Linked DNA regions of Homo sapiens: region 2 is linked to region 1. A link is a loop called in an ENCODE intact Hi-C map of the cell type or tissue named here. Cell type or tissue: tibial artery. All regions are shown on one strand. Links, peaks and the distances in the headings refer to the core of each region. The heading gives the core; the rest is flanking DNA. Region 1 overlaps PRR19 (proline rich 19). Region 2 overlaps ERFL (ETS repressor factor like).

Region 1 (6,720 bases), core at 67-4,066:
TGGAGTTGCCAGCGTTCTAGATCTGATGCACCCTGCAAAGTGCCCATGGAGGCACAGAGAGGGGAAGCCACTTGTTACACCACATGGTGGTGGTGGAGGCTTCAGTATAACCACCGTACCCCTCTGCCTGACCATGACCTGTCACTGCTTACCATGCTGTGAAGCTGGGTTGCTGTGAGAGACAGAGGTGGTAGTGTGAGATAGCCAAAAGCATGTTTCAGATCCAAGTTAAAATAACTTGCTTGGGTTCATTCAAATCCCAGCCTGACCCCTACTTTTTCACTTGTCCACCATAAGACCTGGGCCAAGTCATTCAGCCCTATGATCTCCTAGCCCAGTCCCCTCTATGCAGATATCAACCCTATGGTTTCCCAGTGGACAACAGCAAGCCCTAGAAAGGCTTTTCCAGAGTAGAAGCCATGCCCTTCACCTTGATTTTCCTGATCAGACTCCAACAAACATTTCTAGCTTCATCCTTCTCCACTGCAGAAAACGGGGGCTGCTCAAAATACCATTTTTTACAAATTTTCTAAGCCAAGGGGCCAAGCTGGAAATATAAGTGAAACATTTTTAATGGAGAGCATGGATCCCACAAAGAGGGGGCCTCTGCTACTTGGCCAGTTGTTGCCAGGAAGGATTGTAGTGCTGCTGCCAGATCCTTTTTTATTTTTTCTTTCCTTCTGAAAGAAGCCAGAAATGCAATTTAAAAAAAAAAAGCAAACTGCCTGGTTTGTAACAGTAGGCAATTGATTCCAACATTTAAAACATATCGTGGGTGAAACTAAAAAAAGCCTGTGGGCCAGATTCAGCCCTGATCTGTCACTCCTGCCCTGAGCCTGCACATACACTGTTCCCTGTGTTCACAGACCAGGAGGCGCTCAAGGGCAGGCCCAGATGTGGCTTACTCTAGGTCCCAGCATGGCCTAGGGATTTGCTGAGTGAAAATGGCCCTGTATCTGCTATGCAGCCTCCTCCAGGACTTGCATATGCTGTTCCCCTTGCCTGAAATGTTCTTTTCCTCAAGTACCAAGTTTCCACCACCCTTGAAAAATAGAGGGTTCGCAGGGCACGGTGGCTCATGCCTGTAATTGCAGCTCTTTGGGAGGCCAAGGTAGGAGGATCACTTGAGACCAGGAGTTCGAGACCAGCCTGGCCAACATGGCGAAACCCCATCTCTGCTTAAAATACAAAAATTAGCCATGTATGGTGGCGCACACCTGTAATCTCAGCTCCTCGGGAGGCTGAGGCAGGAGAATCGCTTGAACCTGGGTGGCGGAGGTTGCAGTGAGCCAAGATTGTGCCATTGCACTCTAGCCTGGGCAAGAAAACAAGACTCTGTCTCCAAAAAAGAAAGAAAGAAAGAAAGAAGGAAAGAAAGGAAGGAAGGAAGGAAGGAAGGAAGGAAAAAGAAAGAAAGAAAAGAAAGAAAGAAAGAGAGAAAGAAAGAAAGAAAAACACAGCTCTTCTACGAAGAATTCCCTCCTCACTAGGGCAGCCATCACTCCCTCCTTGGACTGCCCCAGCCCCTGCACCTCTCTTGCTCTCCTAGACACAATCACTGGAGCTGGGGTTGTGTGTGCCGACCACCAAACTGGGAGCCTCATGAGGACAAGGCCTTTGTCTCACTCACTCTGGAGCCCCAGCATCACCAGAGCTCAGGGTCAGGTACACAGTTAGCCACAGTGGGCATATGTGTTGGACTAATTGAAGTCCCAATTTTCCCCACCATGCTGGCTCCTCAGGCCCTATGAAGGTAACAAGCAACAGTACCTTCCCCTCCATCTTGGACCTAGAACTCAGAGCTAAGAAAAGCTGCTCTTCTGAGTCAGCAACTCACTGAAAATCAAGAGGACCATGAAAAGTACTTTATTGAGGTCACTGGGAGTACAAGATATCTGTCCCCAGCCCTAGCCTCAGCCTCTCCTCAGTACAGTCTCATGGGTGGAAAAGACCAGGCTTCCGGACTGCTCTGGGCTACTACCCAGGAGAGGCTGGGCAGTGGGGAAGGGGGGCTGGGGCTCCAGTCCAGGACAGAGGTTCGGGGCAACAGGGGTGATGAAGGCTGAGGCAGGGGCTGAGGGAGGCCAACCCCCCAGGGCCGAGGAGGGGGTGGCGTGGCTACCAGCCAGATGCTTTTTAACAAGTCAAACGCTGTTGGGGGACCCCAGGCTGTTCCAGATGGCGAAGACAGTGAGGGAAAGTATGGTGGCCAGGGACCTCTTGGCGGTGCCAGACTCCCCCTGTGCGCAGTGGGCATGCTGGAGGTGTAGGGCATGGGGAAGGTGAACTCCTTTGTCCCTTGTTGCTTCCTTTGCCTCTCCTGCTCTGGGACTTGATCAGGGCTATTAATCCAGAAGGGTGTCATCTTTCTCTCAGAGACCCCAGGCTTGGCCCCTGGCACAGAGGAAAGAAGCATAGAGGCTAGCTGAGCTAGAGCCGACAAAGGAAAGGGGAGTACAGGGGCAGGAGGGACGCTCACCTGGCAAGGGTGGCTGGCAGCCCCGAAGCACCAGGGCAAGGTCAGGCACACAACCATGACAGGCCTGCAAGGTGTGCACGATGGCATCCCTGGCATCCTGAATCAGGTTCCTCCGGGGGAAGGCCTGTGGCAAACTCAGCTGACACTGCAGCTCTGCCAGCAGCTGCCCCACGCCAGACAACTCTGGGGAACTGGGTGGGCCTGGGCCCGAACCTCCAGGCACCTGGTTCTCTTTGTCCCTGGACCGTGGGGCTGGTTCCTGGGCCCTGCCTGGGCTTGGGGAGGGCTTGGCGGGGAGTGTGGGGCTGCCTGGCACCAGGGTCCCACTGCTAAGCAGCCTTGCAACATCTAGGGATTTCACCTCGTGGTTGAAGAGACCCCGGTGCTCCCGGCTCAGCCGGCCCTGGGTTATGACCACGAGCTTGGAGGCAGTAGGGACCACAGGTGGATCCCGAATGGCCACAGGAGGATCGTGGTGGGCTAATGGCCGGCGGCTGCCCACCAGGGCCTTGTTACGTTCCCGCCTAGTCTTCCGACGACGGACACGACCAGGTTTCTCAGGCTGCTGAAAAGGCTGGGAGACTGGTCCCTGGGTATCCATGGTGTCCTGGAATATAAAGATAGGGTGGCCATCAGCATGCAGATAAGTCAAGGGGAGTAGCAAAGTGAATAGGGAGGGCTGGGCGCGGTGGCTTATGCCTGTAATACCAACACTGGGGTAGGCCAAGGCAGGCCGATCACTTAGGCCAGGTCACTTTAGACCAGCCTAGCCAACATGGCAAAATGCTGTCTTTACTGAAAATACAAAAATTGGCCAGCCGCAGTGGCCCATACCTATAATCCTAGTACTTTGGGAGGCCAAGGCAGGCAGATTACCTGAGGTCAGGAGTTCGAGACCAGCCTGGCCAACATAGTGAAACCCCATCTCTACTAAAAATACAAAAATTAGCCAGACGTGGTGGCATGCACCTGTAATTCCAGCTACTCAAGAGGCTGAGGCAGGAGAATCACTTGAACCCAGGAGGTGGAGGTTGCGGTGAGCTGAGATCATGCCATTGCACTCCAGCCTGGGCAACAGAGCAAGACTCCATCTCAAAAAAAAAAAAAATTAGCTGGGCATGGTGGTGCACGCCTGTAATCCCAGCTACTCAGGAGGCTGAGGCAGGAGAATTGCTTGAACCCAGAAGGCAGAAGTTGCAGTGAGTCACGATTGTGCCACTGCACTTCAGTCTGGGCAATAGAGTGAGACTCCATCTCAAAAACAAAACAAAACAAAACAAGTGAATAGGGAGATGTTTTGGGGTGTGGTGGGAATACTATTTAGAATGACCAGATGAGGCCAGGCATGGTGGCTCAAATCTGTAATCCTAGCACTTTGGGAGGCTGAGGCGGGAGTATCGCTTGAGGCTAGGAATTCAAGACCAACCTGAGCAGCAAAGTGAGACCCTCATCTCTACAAAAAATAAAAATAAAAATTAGCTGGATGATGCCAGGTGTGGTGACTCATGCCTGTAATCCCAGCACTTTGGGAGGCCAAGGCGAGCAGATCACTTGAGGCCAGGAGTTCGAGACCAGCCTGGCCAACATGCCGAAATCCTGTCTCTACTAAAAATACAAAAATTAGCTGTATGTGATGGTGCGCGCCTGTAATCCCAGCTACTCTGGAGGCTGAGGCAGGAGAATCGCTTGAACCCAGGAGACGGAGGTTGCAGTAAGCCGAGATTGCGCCACTGCGCTTCAACCTGAGTGACAGAGTGAGACTCTATCTCAAAAAAAAAAAAAAAAAAAAAAAAAAGCTGGATTCGGTGGCCCACACCTGTAGTCCCAGCTGCTAGGGAAGCTGAGGTAGGAGGATCACTTGAGCCCAGGAGTTGGAGGTTACTCTGAGCTATGATTGCATCACTGTGCCCCAGCCTGGGCAAGAGAGTGAGACCTTGTCTCTTAAAAGAGAGAGAGAAGATGAGAGAAAATAAGTGAGCAGAGAGAGATTGGAAAAGGTTTGGTCAGATAAGGAATCACAGGGGTAAGATGAAGTCGAAGGAGTCACAGCTAATGGGAAGATAAGCCAGGAAACAGAGAGAGGCTATTAGGAACAGGGACATGGGGAAACAGTTAAAAGATGGAGGGTGAGCCGGGCGCGGTGACTCACACCTGTAATCCCAGCACTTTGGGAGGCCGAGGCGGGCGGATCACCAGGTCAGGAGATGGAGACCATCCTGGCTAACACGGTGAAACCCCATCTCTACTAAAAATACCAAAAATTAGCCGGGCGCGGTGGCGGGCGCCTGTAGTCCCAGCTACTCGGGAGGCTGAGGCAGGAGAATGGCGTGAACCCAGGAGGCGGAGCTTGCAGTGGGCCGAGATCGCGCCACTGCACTCCAGCCTGGATGACCGAGCGAGACTCCATCTCAAAAAAAAAAAAAAAAAAAAAAAAAAAAGATGGAGGGTGGGGGCCAGGCGCAGTGGCTCACGCCTGTAGTCCCAGCACTTTGGGAGGCCGAGGTGGGTAGATCATTTGAGGTCAGGAGTTCGAGACCAGCCTGGGCAACATGTGAAACCTCGCCTCTACTAAAAATACAAAAATTAGCCGGCGTGGTGGTGAATGACTGTAATCTCACCTACTCAAAGAGGCTGAGGCAGGAGAATCGCTTGAAATCGGGAGGCGGAGGTTGCAGTGAGCCGAGATCGCGCCACTGCACTCCAGCCTGGGGGACACAACGAGACTCTGTCTCAACAACAACAACAACAACAACAACAACAAAAGATGGAGGGTGGTGAAGGGGTCATGAGATTGGAGGGATTTGGGGGACCAGAAAGTGATTCTGGACGGAGAAATCCAGGGGTAGACGAGGTACAGGGGAATGCAGAAAGTGGAAAGAGATAGTAGAGAAAGAGAAGCAGGAGAGGGAGAGCAGCAAGAGAAGTCTGGAAAGCCTGAGAAAACCTCAAGAGAACAGGAAGGGAGACAGAGGCGCGATCAGGGACAGGGCCTGATCACAAAGGAAGGGCCTAGGGTAGGAGAGGAAGCATGGTGGCCAGCCGCGGTAGGGCAGGGTGGGCAGAGTGAAGGGAGTGGGGTACGGTTGGCAGGAGCAGGGTGTGGGAAGGGCACCTCTCTCGCCCCAACGAACCCCGGCCCTTCCCACTTCACGTAGCTGTGGGGCGCAATGGCTTCTTTTCCGCGGTGACCCCAGCTCTCGAAGTCACCTGGCGCTGTTCCGGGCCTCGGGCTCCCCCACACGCATGCGCGTGCCCTTTCCATGCCCTTTGGCTTCGTGGCTCTGAGAGGACGGAAACCTAGCGGCGCGTGCCAGGGAAGCGCCGGTTATAGCCCCTCCCCTCCCAGCCTCAATTTCAGAAATCTCCCTTTCTTGGTCTCAGCACCTCCCAGCCCTCAATTGGCTGTGAGGTTCACTAGGTCCGCCCCCTTCCTGAATGCTGATTGGTTCAGATAGCTATCAGCGGTCTTTCGAGGGCTAGTTGAGACCAGGCGTGCCAAAGGGAAGAAGGGTCATGGTAGCCCCCATGCACAGCTGTCCCCCAAGCAGCCACAGACATAATCCCTAGAAAACTTATACAGTTGGCCGGGCGTGGTGGCTCACGTCTGTAATCCCAGCACTTTGGGAGGCAGAGGCAGGAGGCTGGCTTGAGCCCAAGAGTTCAAGACCACCCTGGACAACATAGGGAGACCCTGACTACAAAAAATAAATTAGCTTTGGGCGTGGTGGCTCACGCCTGTAATCCCAGCACTTTGGGAGGCCGAGGTGGGCGGATCACGAGGTCAGGAGATCAAGACCATCCTGGCTAACACGGTGAAACCCCGTCTCTACTAAAAATACAAAAAATTAGCCGGGCGTGGTGGCGGGCGCCTGTAGTCCTAACTACTCGGGAGGCTGAGGCAGGAGAATGGCGTGAACCCGGGAGGCGGAGCTTGCAGTGAGCCGAGATGCATTTCAGCCTGGGCGACAGAGCGAGACTCCGTCTCTAAATAAATAAATAAGCTGGGCGCAGTGGCTCTTGCCTGTGGGCCCAGCTACTTGGGAGGCTGATGCAGGAGGATCACTTAAGCCTAGGAGGTGGAGGCAGCAGTGAGCCATGATCACGCCCGCCTGAGGGAGACGGCAAGACCCTGTAAAAGAACAAAAATTAGGCCACATGCATTGGCTCACGACTGTATATTCAGCGACTCAGCAGGCTGGGGCAGGAGAATTGCTTGAACCTGGGAAGTGGAGGATGCAGTG
Region 2 (6,720 bases), core at 836-4,835, 400 kb after region 1:
GGGGGGAGGGGGGTGGGGGATTGTGGCTGCTCCCCATCCACAGCCACTGGGGCTGGGGCCGTTTGTCCATCTGTCCGGCCGTCCTGCCAGGCCCTGTTTGGCCCTGCAGCCCCAGGCCCCGCAGGCCGCGCTCCCTCCATCAGTCGATCAGCGATCAATGGGGCCAGGGGGGCGCCAGGGGCAGGGTGAGATCAAAGGGACCCCAAGAGACGGACACCGGGACAGAAACAGAGACAGAGACATAGAGACATGGAGATGGAGACATGGAGACAGAGACACAGAGACAGGGAGATGGGGCATGGAGACAGAGACAGATGAGACAGAGATGGGGGACATGGGGACAGGACAGGGACTTGAGGAGGAGGAGATATGGAGATGTGGAGACGGAGACAGGGGTGTGGAGACCCTAGACATTAAAACAGAGCCATGTGGAGACCCAGAGACATGGGGACACAGAGACGTGGGGACACAGAAGTGGAGACGACGTGGGAACCAAGAGACAGGGAGGCATGGAGACCCAGAGATGGGAGGGACGGACAGACGGACGGGGACAGGGCGGCAGAGGCGATGGGCAAGGGCGAGGGGTCCAGGTCCCTGTGGGGCCTGACACAGGACGAAGGCTGGGCACAGAGACTGCGAGATGGCAGAGACGCGTGTGAGACACGGCGGGGGGAGCGTGGGAGCAGGGCCCGGAGCGCCGATCCCACGGCTCCTCGTTATAACGTGTCCGGAGGAGGCGGCGGGGAGTTGAAAGCGTCGGGAAGAGAAATCAAAACCAACACGGAAATGAGAGGGGCCAATAGGGGGTGGGGGCGGGGGGAGGAAGGAGGGGGACCCTGAGAGGCAAAGAGAGCGGGAGGTGGGAGAGCGATGGGTGGGGGAGAGGTGTGGGGGAGCGGGGCTGCTGGAGAGACGCGGGACAGGGACACGGTGGGGGCAGAGACAGGAGAGACAGAGATGCTGGAGGGGGAGGGAGGGAGAGACAGAGATAGTGGAAGAGGAGGGAGAGACAGAGACGGAGATGGTGGAGGGGGAGGGAGAGACAGAGACAGAGATGATGGAGGGGAGGGAGAGACAGAGATGGTGGAGGGGGGGAGAGACAGAGACGGTGGAAAGGGGGGGAGACACGGTGGAGGGGGAGGGAGAGACAGAGACGGTGGAAGGGGAGGGAGAGACAGAGACGGTGGAAGGGGAGGGAGAGACAGAGATGGTGGAAGGGGAGGGAGAGACAGAGATGGTGGAAGGGGAGGGAGAGACAGAGATGGTGGAAGGGGAGGGAGAGACAGAGATGGTGGAAAGGGAGGGAGAGACAGAGACAGAGATGGTGGAAGGGGAGGGAGAGACAGAGATGGTGGAAAGGGAGGGAGAGACGGAGACAGAGATGGTGGAAGGGGAGGGAAAGACGGATAGCAGAGATGGGGAGAAAGTCATAGGGAGACAGAGATGGACACACTGGGAAGATGGAGAGACAGATGGAGAAGAAGCAGGGGTGAGAGATGGAGAAACAGGGAAGAGACTGAGGGGTGGAGGAGGAGATGGAGACGAGAGGGAGAGGGCAGTGAGGTGGGGAGAGAGACCCCCTTGGTGGAGGAGAGAGACAGAAATGGAAGGGAGATGGTGGGGGGAGACGGAAGGGAGAAGAGACCAAGTGACCGGAGAGACAGAGATGGAGAGGGAGAGATACCGAGACGGGGCAGATGGAGAAAGACGGGGAGACAGGTGTGGGAACAGAGGGGGCCTGGGACAGGGGAGGCTCCAGGAGGCAGATGGGAGGTGGGGGCATCTGAGGTTGGGGCCTCTGTGGGGAGACCGGGCGAGTCTGAGGGGACATGGGGTGTCTGAAAAGTTTTGTCCAGTGTCCAGGGGTAGGCGGGGCTCACGGGGGAACACAGTGTGGGCTGCCAGGGTCTGAGGGGTTTCTGGCTGGGGGGCGCATGGGAGCAGTGGGGAGTATCAGGGTGTCTAAGAGGAGTGGGTTTTTGAGAGCGTCTGGGGGGTCTCCAGGAAGAAGGTGCTCCAGAGGTGGGGTGTGAGGGTGGCAGTGAGGGGCTGAAGTGCCTGAGGGGAGGGGTCTCGGGAGCGCGAGGGCAGCGTGTGTCTGCGGAGGGGTGTGAGAGGGAGTGGATTGCAAGGGTGTGTGTGTGGAGGGGAGGCGCCATAAGAGGGGGAAAGGTGCGGGGAGACTGGAGTGAGGAGGGGATGGAGTATCTTAGGGGCGTAAGATATCTAGGGAGAGGGAGTGTCTGAGGGAGGGGGTCTGACAGGGGAGGCAGATGTGAGGGGAAGGGGTGTCTGAGGAGGGAGGCAGATCCAAGTGACAGGGGTCTTCAGGGTGAGCAGCAGGTCTAGGGTCTGTGGAGGCCTCCTGCAGGGCGCTGGGGGCTGCCCTGTGGGGTAGAGGACTGGAGGAGGGGGTGCTGGGCCTGCCCCCCTGCAGCCCGTCCTGGGCGGCTGCGGGTCAGGGCTGCGCCTGGGCTGGAAGAGCCCGCCTGGGGGTCGTCCGGGTGGGGCGGGTGTGGGGGCAAGTTATAGAACAAGATAAATCTGGGGCAGCCAGAGAGAGAGACAGAGGGAGACCCAGAGACGCAGGGACCGACCGACCCGGGAGGTCAGGCGGGAGAGCGGGGACGGGAGACGGCAGCAGAGACGGTGCGGGGCGCGAGCGGCGGGCGGGCGGGCGGGCGTGAGAGCCAGCGAGTGTGAGAGCGTGAGCGAGTGGCGGGGAGCGGGGAGGGAGGCTGGGAGCGGCGTAGTTAGTGATGGAGGCACCGAGTGAGGAGGAGGCTGCGGGAGGAGAGGCTGGGAGGGAAGGAACGGGGTCTCGGGGCCGGGAACGGCTGGGGACAGAGCGGTGCCTGCGGGAGGGAGTGGGCAGGAGGGATTGCGGGGAGAGGGTGTCAGGCTGGGGTGGGGACCTGGGAGAGGGGAAGGCCCCGGGCAGCGCCCCGCTGGCTGACCTGTGTCTGTCTCTCCTGCCCACCCCGTCCCCGTGTGTCCCTCCCGGCCTCTGCAGGGCCGGCTCCGCCATGGACTGTAGCTGCGTCTCCGACCTTCTCTTCGCCCCGCCCGCCCTGCCGGCTCTCTGGACCCCCGGTAACTGGCCCGGACCTCCCCCACCCCTTCCCCCACCCCTCAGGCTTCCCCAGTGAGCCGCATCCCCCTTCTCTCCGTGTCTCCACGTGTCTCACTCTAGTCCGTGGGTCCTTCTCTCTCAGTCTTGGTCAGTCCCCCAAATCAAACCCCTTCTGAGAAACTTGGCTAAAAACTTCGCAGCCAGATTCCCCTGCCCCCTGCGTGCTGGGGGGATAGGTGGGTCTTCTGGGAGGGTACGGAAGTGAGTGAGGGGTGAGGACGGAGGGGCCCGAGGCCCGGGCATCCCTGCCACGCACGTCTCAGCCTGCTCCCACGCAGGACCTGCGGGGAAAAGAGAGCAGGGACTGGGCTGGAGGGGGCACTAGGCCAGGCACGGATGGACAGGTAGACAGACGGCACTGCCCAGTCAGGGGTACGTGCAGGCACGACCCGGCCAGACCGAGACCCAGGAAAGAGGACAGCTTGCAACCGGGGTTGGTGGACGGTGAAGCTGGTCAGACACCATGCTGATGTGCAGCGGGAGGGGTGTGTGTGTGTGTGAGAGACAGACAGAGACTCTGTCCTTGGTTATTTGGGGTCTCATTTCAGTGTGTCCCTGTGTCACACTTCAGTGTTTCTAGAAGGGGTCACACTGGGAGAATGTGTCTGCACAGCCTGTCTTTGTGTGAGCTTGTGTATTTGCTTGTACGTGCACATCTGAGGCTACTTGAGTGTCTCTGGGCTGGGCGTGTCCGCATTTTGGGATGGGGGCGTCTGCCAGCTCTCCGACTGTGCCTCTGCCTGAGTGGGGTGAGGAGCCTTTGCCTGTTTCTTGCGGTCTGTCTCGGGTTGTGTGGCGTTCCGCATGGCTGTCTTGGTGCATTTGGGGCTGTGGGGGGGATGCATCCCTGGGCCTCTGTGTTGGGGGCTGTGTCTGGTTTTCAGCGTAGGGTCCATGTGCACATGAGTGAATTCTGGGGGTTTGTCTGTCACATGTGTGTGTCTGCCTACTGAGTTTGGGGGTCCTCTCTCTAGCTGTGCCTGTGCCTCATAGGTACAACATATTTGAGGGTGTGCATTTGAGGACAGATGGAGTATCGGGTTGGGTGTCCTCTTGTCACCTTGGGGTCCTGTGGGTGTGTCTGTGATACAGTTGCCTCCCCAGTAGGATGTGTTCTGGGTGTGGAATGGGTCAGAGCTGGAGTCTGGATCCAGCCCTGTCATGGGAGGTGAGAAAGACCCAAAAATGAATGGAGATAAAAATTCTCCCTCAAGGAGACTGCCTGGAGCTCCCCGGCCTTCAGGCCGGGAGGCACAAGCACCCACTTTTCTACACCAGGCAGCCTGGGTGGGACCCTGCGCCCCCTTGCCTTCCACCTGTGCAGTTCTAAACCAGAGAGGGTAAGGACCTGCCCGTAATCACACAGCAAGTGGACACGGCGATGCTGGTCTCCCCTGCCCTGGCGCACAGCAGTCTCCTCTCTCCTGCACTGCTGCCAGCTTTTTATGGACTCACTCTGCCTTCTATTTTCATGCCTGGGTCTGGGGTCTCTGAGGAGGGGGAAGGGGACAGAGGATGTGGCATAAGAGTGAACACAGAAGTTGGACCCAGGGCTTGGGGCCTTCTGCATGGGAGATGAGATTTCGGGGTGCCCAGCTCCTGGGGGTATGTGGACAGTGGAGTACTCCCCTCTGCATGTGAGACGTGATGCTGAGTGAGCCGGGGGTGTCAGTGCTGACATGTGGGTGCCTCTGTGTGCAGGTTTGGGAAGTTGCTCTACTGACATGCTGTCACCCTGTGTGTCTGGGGACATGGATATCTTGGTGCTGTGTTCACCGTCTCCATCGTACAGTGTGTTCTTTGGGCATTTGGGGTCCTGTGTGTGTCTTGTCAGGCATTTGTGTTGTTAGTAAGTCCCAGTCTTGAGATGTGTAATTCTGTGTTGTGATGGGTGTGCACTGTGGGGTTGTTGAGATGACGTGACCTTGAGTCTTGCGCAGCCTGTGTCTGCCATGTCAGCCTTGGTGGCCCCCAGCATGAGTGTGGCACTCCGGTGTGCCTGTGTCCCAGTGTGGCTGTGTGTCTCAGGCAAGTGAACTGATGTCTGTGTGACATGTCTTCCGTGGGCATGTGTGTGTCCACGCACACACACACATCGTTCTGGACTGCTCTTGGACGGACATGGGCATGGATATGGGGTGGAGGGGACACAGGGACGGGAAAGGTACAAATACACAGGCAGGTACAGACATGCACAGAGCTGCAGCCTGGATATGCCAGGATGGGTCAGTGGGGGGCTCTGGGGAATGTCGAAAGGTGGAGCAGGGGACAGGGAATGGGGAACAGAGACAGTAAGAGCTGAGGGCACCGCAGGGTACAAGAGACTAGAGACCTCCTAGGGCTGGCTGGGGGCAGTGAGAGGACTAACGCTGTTGGAGGCGGGTGCCCCTCCCCATTCCTCCTCACTGTCATGGGTGCAGGAAGCCAGTCCCTCCCAACTCCACCTCTGGATGCTGAGCCTGGGGGAGCTATGCCAAGGTAGGGGATCAGACTGGTACCAACCCAGGGTCCCTGGATGACTGGGTTCTTGCCCTTATTTGGGTAATTTGGGGACCAGACACAAAGGGAGGAGGTTTGGAGTGTGGAAACCAGGTCCCTAAAGATGCCTGAGACTGGAGGAGAACTACATGCCTCCCAGGTTACTGAGTCCAGCAGGACCCAGAGCCCTGGACTTGGCATCCTGACCCCAGGCCACTCCCTGCCTCCCGTCCCCAGGGTTTGCCTTCCCGGATTGGGCCTACAAGCCAGAGTCATCCCCTGGCTCGAGGCAGATCCAGCTGTGGCACTTTATCCTGGAGCTGCTGCAGAAGGAGGAGTACCAGGGCGTCATAGCCTGGCAGGGGGACTACGGGGAATTCGTCATCAAAGACCCCGATGAGGTGGCCCGGCTGTGGGGTATTCGCAAATGCAAGCCCCACATGAATTACGACAAGCTGAGCCGGGCCCTGCGGTGAGGAAGGGCTTGGGGCTGGATCCCACCTTGTCCTTTTCCCCCAACTGTCCCTCTGGTGCCCCCTCTGCATCCTGGGGCAGGTTCCTGCTGGATCCCACAAGGCACAGGGCTGTGCGTGAGTAGCCACCATCGCTACTTGTGAGTGGAAGGGAGGCGAGGAGGAGGGACCCCTAAACCTGGGCTTTGGAGTCTTGCAGGGCAGGGTCCCCGCTCCTGCCTCATCCCTTCCTTGCCCTGTGATCCCTATTAAGGGACTTCTGTGAGCCTCAGTTTCCCCAAGTTCTAGTGCTCTGTGCACCATGCCTGGGACAGCACACGCATTAAGAAACCCCAGATCCCGCCCCAGGGCTCCCCCTGCACCTCCCCAACACCACCACTCTCCCCACAGTTACTACTACAACAAGCGGATTCTCCACAAGACCAAAGGGAAGAGGTTCACCTACAAGTTCAACTTCAGCAAAGTCGTGCTTGTCAATTACCCGCTGCTGGACATGGCGGCAGCTGCCACTGGCTCCCCACTCTTGCTGACCCCCAGTCCCTTTGGGGGGGCCCCAGGGCCAGATGCTCCTCCCCTCACCCCTGAGGTGAGTCTGGGTACTGGGGTCCTGGAACCGAGGCACTTGGTGCCCACTCT

What was found. A loop is a pair of places that touch in the nucleus more often than their neighbours do. Peaks named below come from ENCODE experiments on the same cell type or tissue, not always from the same donor. Only the 100,000 strongest peaks of a DNase experiment are listed, where the experiment ranks them.
Region 2: it touches region 1 in a loop (19-fold over the local background); 1 of 110 quality-filtered maps calls a loop at or near these places.

What each region holds. Positions count from the first base shown.
Region 1 is chr19:42,305,945-42,312,664 of GRCh38, reverse strand. PRR19 (proline rich 19) reads right to left here. Exons shown (of 3, transcript NM_199285.3): 2 at 2,480-3,086; 3 at 1,851-2,394. The coding sequence starts at 3,080. The coding sequence ends at 1,925. Among named protein-coding and RNA genes, the nearest start is that of TMEM145, 4.0 kb to the left of the region's middle. In tibial artery, for the core only: no CTCF peak of the experiment used is centred there; no DNase peak of the experiment used is centred there; H3K27me3 peaks cover 3,561 bases.
Region 2 is chr19:41,909,226-41,915,945 of GRCh38, reverse strand. It overlaps ERFL (ETS repressor factor like), which reads left to right. Exons shown (of 6, transcript NM_001365103.2): 2 at 3,014-3,093; 3 at 5,849-6,083; 4 at 6,475-6,670. The coding sequence starts at 3,027. It also overlaps a transcript of ARHGEF1 not described here. Among named protein-coding and RNA genes, the nearest start is that of ERFL, 16 kb to the left of the region's middle. In tibial artery, for the core only: no CTCF peak of the experiment used is centred there; no DNase peak of the experiment used is centred there; H3K27me3 peaks cover 3,331 bases.